Linked DNA regions of Homo sapiens: region 1 is linked to region 2. Evidence: chromatin contacts called from ENCODE Hi-C or POLR2A ChIA-PET data. All regions are on one chromosome and are shown on one strand. The core of a region is the stretch at or near the end of the contact, and the rest is flanking DNA. Distances in the headings are between cores, read along the strand shown. Region 1 overlaps CUX1 (cut like homeobox 1). Region 2 overlaps CUX1 (cut like homeobox 1).

Region 1 (7,274 bases), core at 1,232-3,731, 44 kb after region 2:
GTCTGATATTATCATCCCCAAATCTTTATAGTTTCAGCTCTTGGGATGGATGACTGAATAACCATTTTTTTTCCAGTGTGGTAGTCTTAGGGTTTTGCTTATTGGTGTGTGTGTTTCAAGAGGAACCTCTGTTCCTTGGACTTGATGTGAGTGGCAAGTCATGTAAAAAGCTGGATTTTATCAATAGTTTTTGTCTAAAAACCAAAACCAAAAAATTCTTCCCCTGCAGTACCAGTGCTTGAAATAAACCACCCTCCTACCCCCACCCAGCTTGCCTGCGTGGATCCAGTAGCACCCCCGGTACCCCGGTGGGCCTTTTTGGCAGCCCCGAGGGGTCAGGGATCTAGGGGGAAGAGTCACCGCAGGGAGCGCAGATGTACTTGGAGTGGGGAATGGTTGGGGGGGACCCATTCCCCTGCTTTAAACCGCAAATGTCTTTTGATATCTAGTAAAATTGGCAAGCAGAATGATTGAAAACATGTGAGAGGTAACTGGATCTAAGTCTCAAGTAGTACATATTTGAGAAGTTTTCCCCAATGTAAAAGTCACTCTTTAAGAGCCTTAAACTAATAAAAACAAGGAAATTCCATGTTACGGCTGCCACTCGGCCTTTTCATTTTTATTCCAGAAGTCAGATCTGACAGGTCAGCAGCTCACTGGCTCTGGGCTCCCCGTGTTTAAAGCAGTGGGGACGAGGAGAAGAACTGGCAGCCGCCGGGACGGGGAAGTCTCCAATGCCATTCAGTGCCAGGCTCGTAATTCCCTCTTAGTTTATCCTATTTTCTCTTCTTGGGGCGGCTTCCTGTATGTACTTTATTCACTGAAGCTGCTTCAGGATTCCTTCAGAGACTATTCTTGTTTCTTTCCATTTCTGTGTCTTTTTTTTTTTTTTTTTTTTTTTGAGACAGAGTCTTGCCCTGTGGCCTGGGCTGGAGTGCAGCGGCGCGACCTTGGCTCACTGCAACCTCCGCCTCCCGGGTTCAAGTGATTCTCCTGCGTCAGCCTCCTGAGTAGCTGGGATTACAGGCACGCACCACCACACCTGGCTAATATTTATATTTTTAGTAGAGACAGGGTTTTGCCATGTTGGCCAGGCCAGTCTCGAACTCCTGACCACAGGTGATCTGCCTGCTTCGGCCCCCCACAGTGCTGGGATTACAAAGCATAAGCCACCGCACCCGGCTAATTTCCTTTATAGTTACACTAGCTTGGAAGAATAACATACTGAGTGGCGTGGAAGGCGTTGGTGCACATAGGTGCAGCATCCCAGAGCCCCGTCCACTGGCGGCTATTTGTGCATGGCTGCCTGTGGCTTCTTATCTGTGATGGAACCTCGTGGGCAGAGAAGTGGCTGGAGAGCATCACCAAGGCTGCCTGGTCCAAGTTGCTTCCTGTTGCTGCATGGGCAGTGTTCTGGGGTCCAGACCCTGGGTGGTAGTGATAAGATGGTGATGGGGTGGAGTGGGTCCTTATAGATCCCACATTACTGAGCGGCCTTTTGCCCTTCAAACCAGATCACAATCCCCTCCCTGCCAGTTGGTCCTCAAGAAATCACAGGAGGCTGGGCGCAGTGGCTCACGCCTGTAATCCCAGCACTTTGGGAGGCCAAAGCAGGTGGATCACTTGAGGTCAGGAGTTCGAGACCAGCCTGGTCAACATGGCAAAACCCGGTCTCTACTAAAAATACAAAAAAAATTAGCCAGGTGTGGTGGTGCACTCTTGTGATCCCAGCTACTCGGGAGGCTGAGACAGGAGAATCTCTTGAACCCAGGAGGCAGAGGTTGCAGTGAGTCAAGATTGGATTGTGCCACTGCACTCCAGTCTGAGTGATTCTGTCTCAAAAAAATAAAAAAATAAAGAAGTCACAGGAGGCCCAGCATACAGAGAACATCAGGTATAGAGAGATGTCCTTCCTGGGCCAAAACAGGTGGTGTCATTTTGCTGAGTTTGATAGAGAAAAAGTCCTGATGTCTGTGTACATAAGAACTCACGTCTAGAGTTCGAGAAAAACCGGTGATGAGAACTTGAACTTGGAGGAGTCACAGGGGGATCAGGAAAGCTTGGTAATTGGCATGAATTTCCTACCTCCAGGGGCCTGGCACAGAGACCTAGGATGAAGAGGGGGCCATCGAGCATGGTGTGAACTTGGAGAGTGTGGGGAGCTGCCCCAGCCGAGGGCACTGGATGGGAATTCATGCCAGAACCCCATCACATAGCGGCAGGAGCTGTAATTGTGCTTCTTAATTGTGTATCTTCATTTAGTGCGAGTTTAGGTGGTTAGCAATAGCTCTTTAGCTAGCTTTACAGAGTCTAAGTTAAAGAGCCCCTCAGCTATCTTGTAGAAAGCGCCCTGGACAGGATGGGGTGATGCTGACAGCTGGAGTCACTGTTCCAGCGCCCAGAATGGGGAGACTAGCAGCACTTCTGGGCAGCCCATGAAGCAGCCTCTTCCCTCTGCCGGTGTCCCTCATGTCCAGCAGAGCTAGAAGTGAAACTCACTGAGGATTGACGCGGCCCCTTTAAAATCGCATCTCCGCTCTTGGCACCAGGAGCTGTCATGTAGTGTAACCTGTTGGTGCCCAGAACCCAGGTTTCCTGGTGGCAGCCAGCGGTACCGGTGCCAGGAGGCAGCGAAGGAATCACTTGCGACGCCCGCTCTCTCTGCCATACGAGTGTCGTTCTGCGGGGCCATCTGGCTGGCAGCAGCTCTCAGCCAATGGCAGGATGTTGTAAACCTCACTCGCTGAATGCGGCACCGAAAATCTTGAAAATTAACTGCAAAAATAAAATCAAAGCTGGCTCCGAGATGGTATTTCTTGGCCTGGCATAAGCTCTCCGGATGAACTTGCTCTGCCTTGTTGATAGATGCCTCTTACTAGTTTGGTTTTTTCCCAGGAGCCAGTTGGCATCTTTTAACTTTTCCTTGTAAAATCCAGGCAGAAACATTTTGAGAGCTTTCTGGAGTTTTTATTTGCTAATTAAAATGTGAGAAGGGAACACAGCCACAGGTAGAGGTCTAGTGCAAGCCACAGCTGTGATTCAGAAGAAGAAAAAAAAAAGCCAAACCTGACAGTTTCAAAATGAAGTTATTAGCACTTCACCTATAACTGTGATAGCTTTTAACTTGCAGGATCCTTCTCTTAGGCACCACCTCCCATCCGAACCCCAGAGCATATGGGAAAAGGAGCTAATGTGTGTAAGTTGCAGGATACTTAATCACTGAAGAATCTAACAATGATAACTACTATCTCTCTGGAACTTTTTTTTAACTTAGAAGAGTATGTCTTGTTCTGTTTATATATCACATAGTTTTCCAACGACCCTGGGAGGTGAGGTAGGTGGTATATTTTACCAATGGGAAAATCGATGCTCAGGAAGTCTTGGTGACTTGCTCAAGTTCCCATAACAAGAAGCTGCTGAATCCAGGATGGAACCTGGTCTACCCCAAATGCCCCTACTGCTTCCTAGGGCCCAGTAATGCCCCTGGGTAGGGCGGGCCCAGCTCTGGAAGAAACAGGGCTATACAAAAAATCACCCAATATTGGGTCACCAGCCTTCTTCTACTTGCAAAATAATTAAGCAAAATCTGTTTTTATTTGTTTTTGAGACGGAGTCTTGCTTTGTCGCCCAGGTTAGAGTGCAGTGGTGTGAACTTGGTTCACTGCAACCTCCGCCCCTAGGGTTCTAGCGATTCTCCTGCCTCAGCCTCCCGAGTAACTGGGATTACAGACTTGCACCACCACGCCCGGCTATTTTTTTGTATTTTTAATAGAGACAGGGTTTTGCCATGTTGGCCAGGCTGGTCTCGAACTCCTGACCTCAGGTGATCCACCTGCCTCGGCCTCCCAAAGTGCGGGGGTTACAGGTGTGAGCCACTGTGCCTGGCCACAAAATCTATTTTAATTCTGCAAGTTATAAGCAGCCAGTGGCCCACCAGGCCCAGCTGTACGTTCCCAGGGACCCCCCAAAGCGTATATGTCCCGGGCACACACACACTAGGTGGTTTGTTTTGTTCCCCAGCAGCCCGTGTCTGCCCGGGCAGATGTTAGTGGCTGAGAAACCCCAACAGGGAGTGAGCCACAGGCCCGCGGGTGGCTTCCCTGCCAGTGTTCTCCTCGCGAAGGGGAAGGGAGCCCTTGCCAGAATGGCTGGTGCCCTAACAAATTGATTCCTGCCAAACAATAGAAATAAATATTTTCAGCAGACAGAAATGTTGGCTCTGAAAGCATTCAAATTAAAGGCTTATTTCTGAAACAAATACTTTAGGAGGAAAACATTTTTACCAGCGCAGATGAGATCAGAGCTATTCCTTTTGGCAGTGGCAGGACTATTTTGAGACTCAGCCACAACGGTTTCCCTGCCCCGTCTCGTTTTTCACTGATGACCTCGCCCCCTGTTTCATGGAGACAGGGAATTGCATTCAGCTAGAGGCATGGGGAAGAGATGGTGGCATGGTGTTCTGCAGAGAGCCTCAGTTGGACAGTCGGCCGAATCTGGATTCAAATCCAGGCCCTACCTCTCCTGCTATGATTTCGACAAAGCCGGTCAGTCATCTGATCATCAGCTTCCTCAGTCTGTGAAATGGGGCGGTACCTCCCTTGCAATGGTTAATAGCGTTATCCTCAGGACCTGGGGGTCATTGGAGGCCAGCACTGTCCCTAGAACTCTCTGTGTTGATTAAATGGTCTCTACCCGCCCCAGCAAATATAATTGCCACTAGCTACATGTAACTGTTGGGCCCTTGAAGTATGGCAGCTGGAATGGAGGGAACAAATTTTAAATTTAACTTAGATGAAATGTAATCCACATGTGGCCACTGGCTACCATTTTGGATAGTGCAGTTCCCATTCATCCCTCTCATTTCATTAGTTGGTCCCTGGAGCCAATTAATTGGTTGGAGGGTCAACCCACTACAAATCTCCCAAGTCTTTCTCTGTGCCGGATGCAGCTGTGCGGAGTTGGGACCTGTCTGTTGTCTTTGACATCCGTCTTCTGTCCTGCAGACGGAGCAGTGGGGCAGTGCCATCGAGCTGGGCAGAGGAATTAATATCTTAGCCATCAACTGCCCAAATCAACCTTCATGGGCATCTTTTAATTTTCTAAGAGATGGGGTCTTGCTGTGTTGTCCAGGCAGGACTCGTGGGCTCTTTCCGCCTCAGCCTCCCGAGTAGCTGGGACTACAGTTGTGCACCACCACACCCCTCTGATATTTCTTAATTTTAATGGCTGATGTTTCTTAATTTTAACAAGTTCCCATATGTCTCATGATGTATGCTAAGTATAAAAAGAATAATAGAAGGCATGAAGTCAAGGGGCCTGTTTCCCGGGCATTTGTTTCAGTGGTGAGTCACATTCATGCGAAGCCTCGGTTTCCTTATCTGTAAGACCAGATCAGCAAACCACCTGTGGCTGCCTCTCTCCCTGGTTGACCCCGAGGCCAAGAGGAGGGGCAGGGTCAGCAGCCGGCCAGACCTCAGTAGCCCCTCCCCATCCTGGTATGGGGGAACACAGGAGGTAGAAAACAAGTGACCTACACAAGGCGGGTGGTGGCGGGGGAGGTCCCACTTTAACAGGAGGCAAGATGGCCGGGAGAAAGCTATGGGGAACCCAGGCAAATGGAGATGAGCAGACCCCAAGAACCGTACCCTAGGGGGCTGGCTGGGTCGGGGGAATTAGGGTCCTTTGGGCTCCTTGCAGAGCCGAAGATTGTAGTGGGGAGCACTGCGTGTGCCTACAAGGCTGAGCCTGGCAGGCAGAATTATGTGTTGTTTTGAGATAACAGCCACAACAGAGCAGTAAAGAATACTGCTTATAAAACGGACATTTTTTTGTAGCTCAAAAATGGTCAAATATCAGTAATGTCATGTGGTTTGAGTAATCCATAAAGCAGAGCCCTTCTCGTTAGGGCTGAGAATTATCCTCCCCTCTCCCTGCCACAGAGCCGGCCACGTGGCCTGCCCCGGCACCTGCTCCGCCTTACATGTCATTATGCGTCTCCGAGACAGCGTCTCTCACATCTCACCGTTTAAATGAGCGTCTAGCAAGTATTCTATGGAGTGCAATGCTTGTTGGATACATCTGGCATTTTCATCTTCGCAGAGTGGGTTTGTGACGGGGTGAAAAACAAAAAAACAAATTCTTGATTCTTGATGGAAATCTCTCAGTCCTGAGAGATTTATAAAAAAGGCTTGTAGGAAAACTTTGTACGCGTAGCTTTTATACTCATAGACCAAATTATAATTTTTTATTCAATCTTATTTTCTGAATAGGTAACGTGTTCACTTGGTCTAAAATCAAAATTTTAGCCAGGTCCGGTCACTCGCACCTGTAATGGCAGTACTTTGGGAGGCTGAGGTGGGGGGCGGTCACTTGAGCTCAGGAGTAACATGGCAAAACCGTGTCTTTACAAAACACACACACACACACACACACACACACACACATTAGCTGGACATGGTGGCACGCGCCCGTAATCCCAGCTACTCAGATGGCTGAGGCGGGAGGATTGCTTGAGCCCAGGAGTTCGAGGCTGCAGTAAACTGTGATTGCATCACTGCACTCCAGCCTGGGTAACACAGTGAGACCCTGTCTCCAAAAAAATAAAATTTGTATGTTTATATACTGAGAAATTTTGTCTCCGCCTCTGTCCCTTTTTACCCCTACTGTCTACCCTAAGTCAGTACTGTACTTCTGTTCATTTTCTGGGGGTGTGCTGAACAGATTCAAGAGAATAGCATTTCCATGGAAAGGCCGCAGCTTGTAAGTTTCACTTGAATTTCCGTGATTGGGAGTTAATATCAAATGATCTCTCAGAATCAAGAAATACTGATACATATCAAATGTATAATAACATTTTGAGAATTTTTTTTTTTTTTTTTTCAGACAGAGTCTCACTCTGTTGCCCAGGCTGGAGTGTAGTGGTGTGATCTTGGCTCACTGCAACCTCTGCCTCCCGGGTTCAAGCGATTCTCCTGCCTCAGCCTCCCAAGTAGCTGAGATTGCAGGCGCCCACCACCACACCCAGCTAATTTTTGTATTTTTAGTAGAGATGGGGTTTCACCATGTTGGCCAGGCTGGTCTCAAAGTCCTGACCTCAGGTGATCCCCCTGCCTTGCCCTCCCAAAGTGCTGGGATTACAGGCGTGAGCCACTGCGCCTGGCCCCATTTTGAGAATTAAAGGAACATGGGCACGTAATCTTTATACGAGGTGGAGTCAGATTGAATAGCAAGAGGAAGAGAAACTGACATCCACGCTCATTGCACTGGGCGTTTTA
Region 2 (6,821 bases), core at 2,173-4,672:
CTCTCTGGGACAGGTGACCCATCCTAAGTAGTGTATTTATTATGCTCTTGCCTAAAATAATGTATTTTCTGCACCCATGAATAGATGCTTAAGTAGTATATGATTACTCTTCCCTGAGTTTGAGCTCTATAAAAATGGTATTATTCTGCAATAGACTTGCAGGATTTGCCTTTTGAACTTGAGTTACTGCAACATTATCTGTGAGGTTGTCTGTTATAACTGTGGTCCATTTATTTTCTCTGATGCTTAAACCCAGTTGTGCGGCTAGACCCAAATTTCTTTAGCCTTTGTCCTGTCGCTTTGTCTGTTTTCCTCGTTTCCCTCTTTGTTTTGGTCCCAGTTAGAGGTTTCCTCAAATGCCTAGTGACGTGTTGTTGTTTGTTCATATATCAGAGCATGGCAATAGAAAGGGTGTGTGTGTGTGTGTGTGTGTGTGTGTGTGTGTGTGTCGGGGTAAAGAGCAGTTTTGGTGGCCCCCACCGTAAGTAATTAACCCAGGTGTCTAGTTGCGGGGAGCCCCCAGGCATGGGTATCAGTGGCTCATTCTCTTGGACTGGTCAGTTTCTCTAGCAAGGAGCCCTCAGTGTTCCTGCTGGGTGGTGCAGTTGGGAACTGTTAGTCTGACCACCTGTCTTCTAGGCACCAGGCTGGGGCATGTGCTGGGATATTCACTCAGCCCCCTGCCCATGGTCATGAGAAACCCCAGTCTTCTGCCCACAGTGCAGGAGGGACCTGACCGCAGTGGCATTTTGCACACCTGCCCGGCCTCCAAGTCCTGCAGCTCGAATGAGCTTGCTTGCTGCAGGCGGCCTGCTCCATCTTGAGGCTTGTCTGGAAAGGCGGCTTCGGCTTTCCAGTGCTTTCCAGCGCTTTCCAGCTTCTGAGATTTTGGGGGCTTTTCATTTGTTCTTGCTTTCCTGTCCTCTTTGTCAGGTGAGTTTATACCTTTCTGTTCCAAAGCAAACAGGATCGTCTGCCATGTTGAACTGGATGTCGGACAATTCTGAAATGTGTGCATGGGGCAAGGCTGTGTGTGATGATACCAGTTTCATAGGAAACACTTCGGTTTTGGTTTTGTCTTTCAAAGTCATCTTTTGTGAGCGCCTTCTAGCCGGGCTGCCAGCGGGTAACATATGATTAACACAAGTTTGGAGTCTGTCTGCAGAGCAACTTTATGAAATGCTCAGAAAGCCAGTCTCCTAAGCATAGGAGCCTGTTTGGTGGTGATGGGATGAGGAAGCAGTGGGGGCTTTGGCACCAGAGGCCTGGGCTCAAATCCTGCCTCCATCATTTAGGGGTTGGGCATCTCCATTCCCTTATCTCTGGGTGGCGAGAACTTCCTAAGTTCTTAGTGTTTGGAAGGGACCCCCTCCATAAAGTGAGGTGCCTCTTGGCCACTGCTCAGCCAGTGGGGGCTGTTCCTAACAGTTGCCTCCTCCGATTGCTGGAGTAAGAAATGACACCCTGTCTCCCATTTCTGTGGCACCCCATTCTCAACAGTGATGGTTCTGCCTGTTTTTAGTCACACACACCTGCACACTTCAAAGGACTAAAAATGGACTCAGTTTTCTTTCTTTTTTTTTCTTTTTGAGATGAAGTCTCACTCTATCACCCAGGCTGGAGTGCAGTGGCATCATCTTGGCTCACTGCAACCTCCGCCTCCTGGGTTCAAGCGATTCTTGTGCCTCAGCCTCCCAAGTAGCTGGGACTACAGGCATGTGCCACCACACCCAGCTAATTTTGTATTTTTAGTAGAGGTGGGGTTTCACCAGGCTGGTCTCAAACTCCTGACCTCAAGTGATCCTCCCACCTCAGCCTCCCGAAGTGCTGGGATGACAGGTGTGAGCCACCTCGCCCGGCCTGGACTCAATTTGGATTGCAATGCCCCACAATGGTGACCTCCCTCTTCTCTGTTAATGCATCCTCTTCCCTCTTGCTTAAAAATTTCCCCAGTGCCGTGGCATCTTACCTCCTGCTGAAGTGTGTGCTGATGCTTTGCTGGGGGCTGGACCCCGTCCCTTGGAGCCTGGCCCAGGCCCTGCCTCCCAGTGAAACCCTGGCCGCCTTTCCAACCTCAGAGGCTCTATCTCCTCCCAAACCCTGTAGCCCTTCCAGTTGCTGGTCACTGACTTCCATTAATTGGCCCGGTGGCCTTGCCTGCCAGGGGGACCATGAGGTGAGGGGCCGTGTCCTCCGAGTGGTCTCTTTCTCCAGGGTGCTGGGGACCCAAGAAATGCCTGGTCGTTTCTCATAGGTTGATAAGGAAAATGAGGCCTAGGTAGGGACAGGCAGGATTTCACCTGAATTTACAAGATGATGCAATGGAAGAGTCTTCAGTATATTTTCACGTATTTTAGAATTGAGTTACAACATTCATTTTGGTACTTTCTCTGTGTTCTCCCCATGTGTTAAAAAGCAGCTTAAGGCCGGGCGCGGTGGCTCATGCCTGTAATCCCAGCACTTTGGGAGGTCAAGGCGGGTGGATCACGAGGTCAGGAATTCCAGACCAGCCTGGCCAACATGGTGAAACCCCGTCTCTACTAAAAATACAAAAATTAGCTGGGCGCAGTGGCAGACGCCTGTAATCCCAGCTACTCGGGAGGCTGAGGCAGGGGAATCGCTTGAACCCGAGAGGCGGAGGTTGCAGTGAGCCAAGATTGTGCCATTGCACTCCAGCCTGGGCGGTAGAAGGAGTTTCCAGCTCAAAAAAAAAAAAAAAAATGCAGCTTAAGTGCTGGTTTAGCGCCTGTAATCCCAGCACGTTGGGAGGCTGAGGCGGGAGGATCACTTGAGCCCAGGAGTTTGTGACTAGCCTGGGCAACATAGCAAGAACCCGTCTGTACAAAAAATAAGAAAAATTGGCCAGGTGTGGTGGCGTGCATCTGTAGTCTCAGCTCCTTGGGGGCTGAGGCTGAAGGATCGCTTGAGTCCAGCAGGAGGTCAAGGCTGCAGTGAGCTATGATCAAGCCATTGCACTCCAGTCTGGGTGACAGAGTGAGACCCTGTCTCAAAAAAAAAAAAAAAAAAAAAAAAGGAAACAAGAAAGAAAAAAGCAGCTAAATTCTGCTGGAAGTGTGCAGTAAAGCACAAGTTTTCAGCCATCAACGCAGGGAGCCGTTAATCACGACCCATAATAACCAGAATGTTATTCCACGGTTGCGGTTTGTTTATTTCATCAGAGTTGCGTCTTCACCTATTTCCCTCCCTACTCTTAATTGTTTATCCAAGTTAGTGTTTTCCATTCTTTCACTGAAGGCTCTAAAAATGGTCCCATCAAGAAGTCTGGTAGATAATGGAAGACGAAGTGGACTTTACAGAAAGATGAATTTTCTTCCCTAGAGCTGGAAAACCCTTCAGCGTGTCATGCGTTCCCCAGCCAGGACAGACAAAGCCACGCAATCTGTTTCCTGCAGGCCCAGAGGGGAAGGCTTCCTCCTTGTGGTTAGTGACTTCAAAAGCTGTCCTCACTAGAGCAAGTCCAACTCTTCCTCTAGTTCTGATGACTTCACGGCAGCCAACTGAGCTGCTGAACGCTGTTTTTTTCTACGCAGAAACCCTCCCGACTTTCACGAGGAGTTGACAGGTTTTCCTCTTCACTCGGGCTCCCTTGTCATCGTTAAACTGAAACTGCTTTCTTGTAGCCAAATTCTGTGGTCCCTTTTCGGCCTCGGCCTCCTTGACCTCTCTGTGTCCCCACCTTGGCTCTCCCACGCCTGCCAGCCGTACCACAGGCCCCGGGTGTGAACCCTCCCTCCGCGGTCATGCAGCCACGCCTCTGCTCAAGCTGTGCCTCCTCCTGGGCGCACCCTCCCTCTCCCATCCTTCAGCCTCTGAAGTCCTGCCCAGCTCCGGTTCCTGTTTCTGTTAGGACGAGGCCCTTCAGATCCTCTCCAGCAGGTGGACTCTGTCCTGCCCCGTACCACCCGCCGCGGGCCACTTTTGGGCCTGCGCCATGTTCCTGCCCTTACCCCGCCCGGTGTTAGCGTCACGTGGGTCCTGATGTCCTCCCTCTCCCAGGCCTCTGCTTATCTGATTGGGGGCTGTGCTTGACTCTGAAACCCGGGCACCTCCTACAGGGCATTTTGCCTGTCACAGGCCTAGCATTCAATACCTATCATATTTTTGAAATATCTGCAGAAATAAAAAGAAATAACTATTTTCTTCTTCAGGAGTTAAGATGCGTGGCCACCAAGTACTTTTCAATACATAAAATATGTTTTCAGCACAGAAAGGCCTTTCACCGCTCTTACTTACATAGTCTGCTTTTGGTATGATGGGGACGGATGAAAAATGAGGACTGTAGGCCTCCGAAGTCAGCTGTTTTGAATTAAAGCAGCGCACGCTTTGAGTCAGGTGAAGCGAGGATGGGGTTTCACCCGTTGAGGATGAATTTGCTGGGTTACTTTAAACTGGAACTGTTCTTTTCAGAAATGAGTGAAGCAGGAAGGGAAAGACGGAGCTTGTCTGGCTGGGTCGGATGACCCCCTTTGCCAGGCCGTCACCCCTCTAGGTTGAGTTAGCTCAGAATAACTTAGCTGTGCTATAGCTTTGCATAATTGCAAGGAGCTTTGTTTCGTTTTATTTTGCAGGGAATTTTTTTCCCCCCTTAGCTCTTCCTCCTGGTGTATTTGTAGAAATCAGCTTCATCATGGTCATTTAACAGTAAGGGCTGGGGGTGGTGGCTCACGCCTGTAATCCCAGCACTTTGGGAGGCCGAAGTGGGAGGATCACTTGAGGTCAGGAGTTCAAGACCAGCCTGGCCAACATGGTGAAACCCCGTCTCTACTAAAAATACAAAAATTAGCCGAATGTGGTGGCACGCACCTGTACTCCCAGCTCCTCGGGAGGCTGAGGCAGGAGAATCACTTGAACCCAGGAGGCGGAGGTTACAGTGAGCCAAGATGGTGCCACTGCACTCCAACCTGGGCAACAGAGCGAGACTCTGTCTCAAAAAAAGAGAAAACAGAACATACTATTTTTGTTGTTTCTGAGGAGTAGGGTTTCTTACCAGGGAACCTGCTTTAAAAAAATGCAGTATGTAGATTCCTTAAGAATAAAGTTAAGCAGCAGCTAACCAAGCACATGGCTAAAAACCCGGCCAAGAGCATTGTAGTATCTGGTTTTGGGGTTGGTGGTGGGGATCCCATTTTAGAGGCCGACTTTGGTTTGTGATGGTTAGGTTTTACTTTCTTAGGTCTCAGCTCACATGTCCCCTTCTCAGAGGAGCCATCCTCACCCATCCCTTCTTGGTCCCTCCCGCCTTCCCTGACTTTTTCTTCTTCAATGACTTATCTGCACATGATCCCCTACTTATAAAACCTGTGTCTTCCACTCCTCTCACCCGAAAGAATGTTTGAATTCTGAAAACAATGACTTTGTTCTTAGCACCCACAACAGCAAATGCTCAGTGAGCCCTATGTTGAGTGAGTTAGTTGTGAGCTGTGGTGGTTTAGTGAGGGTATACTTTGGCCCTTAGAATGCGAATGCCTTTTTTTTTTTTTTTTTTTTTTGAGATGGCGTCTTGCTCTGTGGCCCAGGCTGGAGTGCAGTGGCACGATCTTAGCTCACTGCAACCTCCGCCTCCCAGGTTCGAGAGATTCTCCTGCTTCAGCCTCCTGAGTAGCTGGGATTACACACACTCGCTACCATGCTCGGCTAATTTTTATATTTTTAGTAGAGACTAGGTTTCGCCATGTTGGCCAGGCTGGACTCAAACTCCTGACCTCAGGTGATCCGCTTCCCTCGGTCTCCCAGGGAATGGCTGTTTAATCACAAGAAAGTCTTCCCTTCATGCGTTGTGAAAACCAGCAGTATTTTAATTGAAGAAATCCGGTATTGTTTGGCTTTCTAGATTTGGAAGTAGGTCAGGTGGCTAATGATTGAAAATGGACCGGCAACCAGAGGGCCTTTGGAAACTCTAGCTCGACTTCAGGCTATAGTTTTGTTTATGCCCTTGTCACTAAAGGCACTGCCCATGAGAGCTGGGTTTGCAGTCCCTGCTGAGCCTGGGGTTGAGAGCAGAGCCCTAGAGTAACTCAGCAAAGGCATCCCTCCCTGCACCTGAGCTGGGGGAGAGGCGGCTTATGATTAACTCAGCGATGTCTCAAATGCCATTTCTAGAGGCTGAACACATTAACTTTTAAAAAATGATTTAAAAATTACCAATTGACCGTATCCGGGGCTGAACCTGCGTGATTCAGCTTCTTTTAAAAATATCTTTTCTCAACAAATTGCTTCCTTAACATTTTAATTTGTTGATCATCAAGGAAGCTTGCCAAATATTAGCTGTTCTTTTCCATTTCCTACCGCCTCAAGCTTCCCGTATTTGGCCTATTTCAGTGGAGCTGTAAGGTCACTCCCTATTTTTCTTCCCAAATAACTGTATTTATTACTGTCAGGTATTGGCGGGTTTGATCCAGCTGTCATCAGAACGTTTGGAAATACCGTTTTTTGCCAGAATGCTGATTTAATGATCTCATACTGACATGGCTTGTTCTCTCTGCAGACTTGATAACTTGTTGAATATGTTCCCTCTTCTTATTGAGCAATGGTGCTTTTTGAAAATTTTTCCCAGCCAGAAGGCTTCATGGGTAGTATCTTTAAGATCCTAGCAGAAGGTTGCTTTTCTCTCTCTCTCTCTCTCAGTCCTTTCTTTTTCTCTTTTCTTTGCTTCTTTCCTTCTTTCCTTTTTCTTTCTTTTCTTTCTTCTCTTTCTTTCTCTTTTCTTGGCTTATTTCCTTCTTTCCTTTGTCTTTCTTTGCTCCTTCCTTCCTTCCTTTTCTTCCTTCCCCTTTCTTTTTCCTTCCCTCCCTCCCTCCCTA

What was found. A loop is a pair of places that touch in the nucleus more often than their neighbours do. ChIA-PET counts read pairs that join two places held with the same protein, here RNA polymerase II (POLR2A). Pooled maps may share reads with other maps.
Region 1: a map of K562 shows a loop between it and region 2 (4-fold over the local background). The contact joins two enhancer-like sites. A Hi-C loop is called at or near these places in 5 of 168 maps with a recorded cell type or tissue (CD14-positive monocyte, K562, gastrocnemius medialis and 2 more) and 6 of 50 pooled maps. POLR2A ChIA-PET finds 5 or more read pairs at or near these places in 12 of 52 experiments (A549, AG04450, GM10248 and 8 more).

Annotation. Positions count from the first base shown.
Region 1 is chr7:101,897,708-101,904,981 of GRCh38, forward strand. The region is part of intron 1 of CUX1 (cut like homeobox 1); the gene reads left to right. Among named protein-coding and RNA genes, the nearest start is that of CUX1, 84 kb to the left of the region's middle. RefSeq lists an enhancer at 2,634-3,133. Within about 2 kb of position 2,482, at least 8 of the 41 ENCODE cell types and tissues checked have a DNase peak (open chromatin) inside an H3K27ac peak, as active enhancers do; they include gastrocnemius medialis and prostate gland, where a contact is called at or near this core.
Region 2 is chr7:101,853,174-101,859,994 of GRCh38, forward strand. The region is part of intron 1 of CUX1 (cut like homeobox 1); the gene reads left to right. Among named protein-coding and RNA genes, the nearest start is that of CUX1, 39 kb to the left of the region's middle. RefSeq lists an enhancer at 3,749-3,878. Within about 2 kb of position 3,423, at least 40 of the 41 ENCODE cell types and tissues checked have a DNase peak (open chromatin) inside an H3K27ac peak, as active enhancers do; they include gastrocnemius medialis and prostate gland, where a contact is called at or near this core.